2 separate regions of the Homo sapiens genome follow, and region 1 is linked to region 2. The links are chromatin contacts, found by Hi-C or POLR2A ChIA-PET in ENCODE. All regions are on one chromosome and are shown on one strand. Each heading gives the region's core, a stretch centred on a gene start or an enhancer-like site at or near the end of the contact. The rest is flanking DNA. Distances are from core to core; before and after follow the strand shown. Region 1 overlaps GRB10 (growth factor receptor bound protein 10). Region 2 overlaps COBL (cordon-bleu WH2 repeat protein).

Region 1 (2,883 bases), core at 187-2,686, 480 kb before region 2:
TTAGCATTGGTTTCTCTCACTGGGTTATGGGCTCCCAGAGGGCAAGGCTGTGTCTGCCCTGCCAGCCTCAGACCCCAGCACCCAGGCAGTACCTGCATGTAGAAACCACCTAAAATCTATCAGTGAATGGGCACAAGAGAGGAACAGAGGACAGTAAGGGCGTTATTTCCTGACTGTGTCCTGGTAGGGGAAGTTGGAACCCTGAGGAGACAGGCGCGGGCTGAGCGCAGAGTGTGAGATGTGCACACATGTGAGGGGTTTAGACAAGCAGACCCAAGGTCCTTGCTTGCTATCGGTCACTCTGATCCTCCGTCCCAGGGCGATCCTGTGGACTTGAGACCATGTCAGGGAGGCAGCGGCAGTGAGCTGTGCTGCACAGCTGAAAAAGACAGGATGTGTAACTACTGGAACAATACATGCTGGAGATCTCTAAGCTCATAAGGTCAGAGACCCGATGTGGTGACTATGCAGTAGCCTATGCAAACGCCACTAGACTCTCTTCTTCCTTCATCCCTGTCACTGCAGGGCCACACAGGCCTGACTTGTCATAAAATTACTATACACCCAGAAATAGCCACGGAAAAGCCAGAGGGCTTGCTAAGGTGTCTGCGGTATTCTGAAGACACAAATCCTGGAGTCCCTGCAAACAGCTGCTGACCACCTGGGACACAGAGTTCCACCCCTGCTGGGGAAGGCAGGCTTCCAAAGCCACCGTGTGCTACCATGCGGTGCCTCTGAGCCACTCTCTCATTAGGGAGAATGCAGAGGTGGAGAAAGGCTCCAGGAATGGGGTCAGGGCTCGGAAGTCCCGAAACTCACTCTATCCCGGATGTGGTAATCAACATAAGCAGGTCTTTGCAGACAGATATAGCAACACACATCCTGAGCTATAAAACATCCTCAACCTTTTAGTAGGAATCTGACTTCTAGGGTCTACCCTGGGGAAAGGATTCAAAATGTGGCAACAGCTGCACTCCAGGCACCCAGTGAAGCATCATTTATAGCACAGACACTGGACGACAATGCAAATTATCTGGTCACTGTGAAGTAGGTAAATATGGCACAAATCGGTACTCATCAATGTAGGTATCAGCTATCATGAGTGTTTTTTAGGAAGACCACACTAAGAAACACAGAAAATACTTATGAGATGTTAAATAACTGAAAACATATCTAAAATTATATCCACCTTTACTAAAACCTGATAAAATGCCGAGGGGCCAGGAACTCGACCAAACTCTGGGCAGATGGAAAGAGCTGACTTTGTTTTTAATACTGTTACAATACTGTTTTTGTGCCAGTTCAATGGTCAGAGTCAAAAGGGCAGTCACACTTAGGCTCCAAGGTTAAATGAAGAAGAAAGCAATGTTGCTTCCCACTTCCTCGAGTGTCTGTGATGTTCCCGCGGCTCCTGGCATGGCAACACTGCTTCTCATTCCCTTCCAGGATTCTGCAGAGAGACCAGGGACTGTGTGAGCGGAAACACTACCCGTGAACAAAAAGAGAGGAATGTGCGCCGGTACATGGTGTTCCCATTTAAATCTTTTCGGGGATTTCCTCATATAAATAAATCTGAAGATGCCAGGGTTCTATAAATAGGGCTAGAAACTACTGCCCTGATTCTAGAGAATCTCTGTTGTAAGATGACAGCGAAGATGCTATTTTAGGGCAAAGTAAAAGATAAACCATGTTAGTCATTAGCATTTGGTTCTCTCAGGGACCAAAAAATAAAAATCACCAGCAGAGGGTATGTACTTGTAAACCTTCCCACACAGGGACTATGTCTGTGCTCTCTTTCCTAGAAATGTCCAGACTTGGCACCAACAGCAGAGGGAGGATGTTTACCAAATTCTCTTGTGAATTTTTTGGATTTTCAAAACACTTTCACTTGGTTTCCTCCACTAATTCTTTTTTTTTTCTTTTTTACATTTTTATTACTCAAACTACTTGTCCTTCAGCCAGTTAAGAGACTGAGGCGAGAGCCTAAGGAAAGAAAAACAGAAAAGACATGGAGGAAAAGAGATGGCCATTGTCCAGGCAGTGGCCTAGATGGCCCATCTCATCTTGGGTCTCAACCAAGACCCAGAGGCCTAACACTTCTCGACTGTAAACTCTAGAACACTTTATCCTAAACTGGGTGGACCTGCCACATGCGCCTATTGCAGGAGAAAAGAAAAGTCCCTCCGTGGCTGCTCACAGGTATAAATAAAGCGCCAATGTCCACGTTCAGTGAGTGTAACAGGCTTCTCCAGTGGGTGAACTGTGGATTCCTACTCAAAACCAAACACAAACCAGCAGGCTGTTTGCTCGCAGTCATTTATGGCAGAAGCTGTCAGGTAGGTAAATTGGGGAAAGTGCATTGTCTAGTGGTTCCCCCTTACCTGATGAAATTTCGAGTCAAAGCAGCAGCAAGAATTAGCAAATCAGTTTGCCAAGGAAAATTACTTCCTGTTGCTAGCAAAATAGGCGGTCTCTGTGAAAGCACTGATGGCCACCGATAACCAATGACTGCACACTGCCCTTGCCTTTGAGTCCACAGGAGCCTCACGTAGATGGCCACAGGTGGGCAAGGCACAGACTTAGATTTTTGGCAAAACTATGGTGATTCTTCCTGTGAAAGACGTATATAATTTAAGTGCTCACATTTCCAATGCTCTTGACAGCTATAGATATCAAGAGGTATTCAATGCTACAGTAAAATATCTGTTTTAGGCCCCTCAAATTCAGAGGTTTATATTTTAAAAGATATTTGTACTCCGGAGAAACACTAGTAGTTGGGATTTCACATAAGATTCCTGCACTGATTTCCTGTGTCATATTTAGCCAAACAAGTGGTCTGCTCCAGGTCACGACTGCCTCGCTGCAATTGCATCACTTGCTCTG
Region 2 (2,873 bases), core at 34-2,533:
TCTGGAACTTAACTGAATTTCAATAGAACAGATGATTTTTCTCCCCTAATTTGCTCTACACAATTAACAAATATCTCTTCCCACCTCCCACAATGCTCCCAAGGAGGTCGATTGCAGGGTCCAGTGGTCCTGAGCCACCAGACCCTCTTCTCAGTTCTGCTACTCAACAGTGTTTCTCAACCTTCAACCCATGGGAAGCCAAAAACTTTATGTTGTCCAGCGAATACTTGTGCTTCATTTCTATCTTCTTTCCCTACTTTTGGAATTTGTGCGCAGAATTTAGAAAGCAATCCACAGAATAATGTGGGAGGAAAACATTGTGAAGTATTGAGTCCTTTAAAGTCCTGACTCATATCAATACGAAGTCAAAGGGAAAACCAAGAGCTTAATGCATGCAGTCTGGAGTCAAAACAGCTTGGCCCCCCCTATTATCCCAGTTTCCTTGGTTGTCTCCTGCTACAAAGTGGCAAAGTTCATGAGGGACAGGCCACTGCTTGCCTGCAAGAGAGGTTTGATTTCCTGTCCAAGCTTGTCAATATATACATGTTTTTAATATCAAGTTCTTTTTTTGTAGGGAAGTGAGTCATAGCTCTCACCAAAGGTTGGCACCAAAATCCACAGATGTTGGCAGTCATGATCTTATCAAATTTTCTCAGGAGTTGCAAGTGCAACCAGATAAATCATTAAGAAAAAGCAATGAATAACAGAAAAGAAAACTAAGCAAACAGAACCTTCTATCTCAGGCTTCATGGGACTTAGGTTGGTGGGATTTAAACTTCCTCCAGGCCAGCTGCTGTCATTCAATGGATAGTCGAATTCAATGGCGCCCACCAAAGACAATGCAAAACTCTCTGTGTCCATGTCACCACACCACTGATAGCCAATTAACTCCTTACATTCAGTGTAAAACATCAGTGATTTGACTCTCATACGCGCATCTGGGGAGAGAAGACAGGAAGAAGAGGAAGCTAACCGTTTCCAGATCTGAGTGCCAGCTCAAAATAAAACCAGTATCATCTGCCACAAGTGCTTTTGACATGGGTCCTAATTTTAAATTTACACACACACAAACATTTATGTATGCATGGGTGTGTGTGTGCGTATATATATATGTACATATTTGATTGCTTCTGTTTAAAATGTACTCATCTCAGCAAAGCTTATTTTCCTTTTATTTGACTTTCATTGTGACGACAAAACACTACTCCACTGACAGGGACAAGGAGCTATGCAGATCTAGCACCAGGCAGCAGGGGCACGGCCCTGACAGCACAAGTGCCCCATAGAACCTGATAGGGCACTGAGAGTGCAGGGTGTTCCTGGAATACTTTCAGGGCTCACAGGTACCGCAGAGAACACGTTGTCTCCCTCGCTCATTGACTTATAATTGATCAGAGATCAGTACCAGACAAGAAGCTGAGCATGTTCAACGTAAACATCCCTATTTCGAGTCAGCACAGACTGCCATGGTCCATTTCCCTTTGCCAAAATTCTTGAAGATATCCTCACAGAGCTGCCTCACGAGCACACCCATCACACAGCCTAAGATGGATCAATCTGTTCATACAACAAAAAGGGGCTTGGTGTACTTCAACCCCTTACTGTACTGCACAATACACTTCCAGGGACAAACAGGAGATGCTGTACCTGAAATCTTTCTGTTTAAATCGATTTAAAAAAAAAAAAAGAGAAATGGTCATTTTGTTTCCATTTCTCAAAGGTGTCCATCCTACAAATACAATTATACCTTGACTCATTTAATCAAGTCTACTAAAAGCCTGAGTAGATCTTTTGACATGGCTATTGAGGAATTCAGATGTTGATTTCTGTTTCAAGGTTAAGGGATATGTTTTGGTTACAATAAGTATACTCTGAGCTGGCAATCAACAATCCTCTCAGCAGAGGCTCTTCTAAATGGGATCAGATCCTCTTAGAAGGACATGATGTTTGCTGTTTTGATGGTGAGAAAAACTGAGGCCCAGACAGAGCTACTCAAGATGGCTCTGTGCCCTAGTGATATAATAAATTAGAAAAACTGAGGCCCAGACAGAGCTACTCAGGATGGCTCAGCTCCCTAGTGATAGAATAAACTAGAAAGATGAAACTAGAAATATGTTCCTGTTGCTGCCTGCAGCCTCCTCTCCTTAGACGATGCTGCCCCCTTTTGAAAGGCTTTACAACTTTTTTTTTTTTTTTTAAGGCTTTGTTAAAGAATCGAGTGGGAGGGAAGATTCCAGAACCTGTTATCCACACTGGCTTTTCTTCAGATACAGGTGTTGACAGGACTCAAGGCAGAACAATGTGACATAAACCAGATGAGGCGAACGGGCACTCCCTGGGGTCTGTTGGGCAGAGCAGCTCAGGTCTGTCAAAGCTCCTGGTGAGGTGAGAATGGGGAGAATGCTGCTTCTCATCTGTGGTGGCTGGCACAGTCTTGGGTAAGGGCAAGGCCAACTTTCCTTCCCAAGAGGGTGTTCTCTGTCTTTGTCTTTGCATTTCCTTATCCTCAGGGCACAGCCTTCCTGACAGACACTCCTTAAGCTGAATCCCTGAGCCAAATCCTGAGCTGTCTTCTGGCATCCTGGAAATCCTGCACTGATTCCGAGGAAGCGGCAAAGAAAGAACCATGAAGCATGCCAGCTTCATGTGAACTGATCACCATGAATGGGCAGGACAATGGAACTTAGGAATCTCATTTCTAGAGGGTGAGGCGAGTAGGAAATGATCGCTCTTTTTTGGCCAAGTACCCCATGGAATGCCTGGGGGATGGCATTTTAAGTATTTAGAAGAAGAAAAGTGGCAGAAGCTATTTGGTCTGGATGCATACTTCAGCCAACAAAATACCGTGTCACACAAGCTCTCTGATGGTTTCT

What was found. Hi-C counts contacts between places; a loop is a spot of excess contacts on that map. ChIA-PET counts read pairs that join two places held with the same protein, here RNA polymerase II (POLR2A). Pooled maps may share reads with other maps.
Region 1: a loop to region 2 is called in a map of endothelial cell of umbilical vein, with 7 times the contacts of the local background. The contact joins two enhancer-like sites. A Hi-C loop is called at or near these places in 3 of 168 maps with a recorded cell type or tissue (chondrocyte, dorsolateral prefrontal cortex and endothelial cell of umbilical vein) and 7 of 50 pooled maps. POLR2A ChIA-PET finds 5 or more read pairs at or near these places in 2 of 52 experiments (K562 and activated naive CD4-positive, alpha-beta T cell).

What each region holds. Positions count from the first base shown.
Region 1 is chr7:50,655,980-50,658,862 of GRCh38, forward strand. The region is part of intron 7 of GRB10 (growth factor receptor bound protein 10); the gene reads right to left. Among named protein-coding and RNA genes, the nearest start is that of DDC, 92 kb to the left of the region's middle. Within about 2 kb of position 1,437, at least 19 of the 41 ENCODE cell types and tissues checked have a DNase peak (open chromatin) inside an H3K27ac peak, as active enhancers do.
Region 2 is chr7:51,139,453-51,142,325 of GRCh38, forward strand. All of the region lies in intron 5 of COBL (cordon-bleu WH2 repeat protein), which reads right to left. Among named protein-coding and RNA genes, the nearest start is that of COBL, 180 kb to the right of the region's middle. Within about 2 kb of position 1,284, at least 5 of the 41 ENCODE cell types and tissues checked have a DNase peak (open chromatin) inside an H3K27ac peak, as active enhancers do.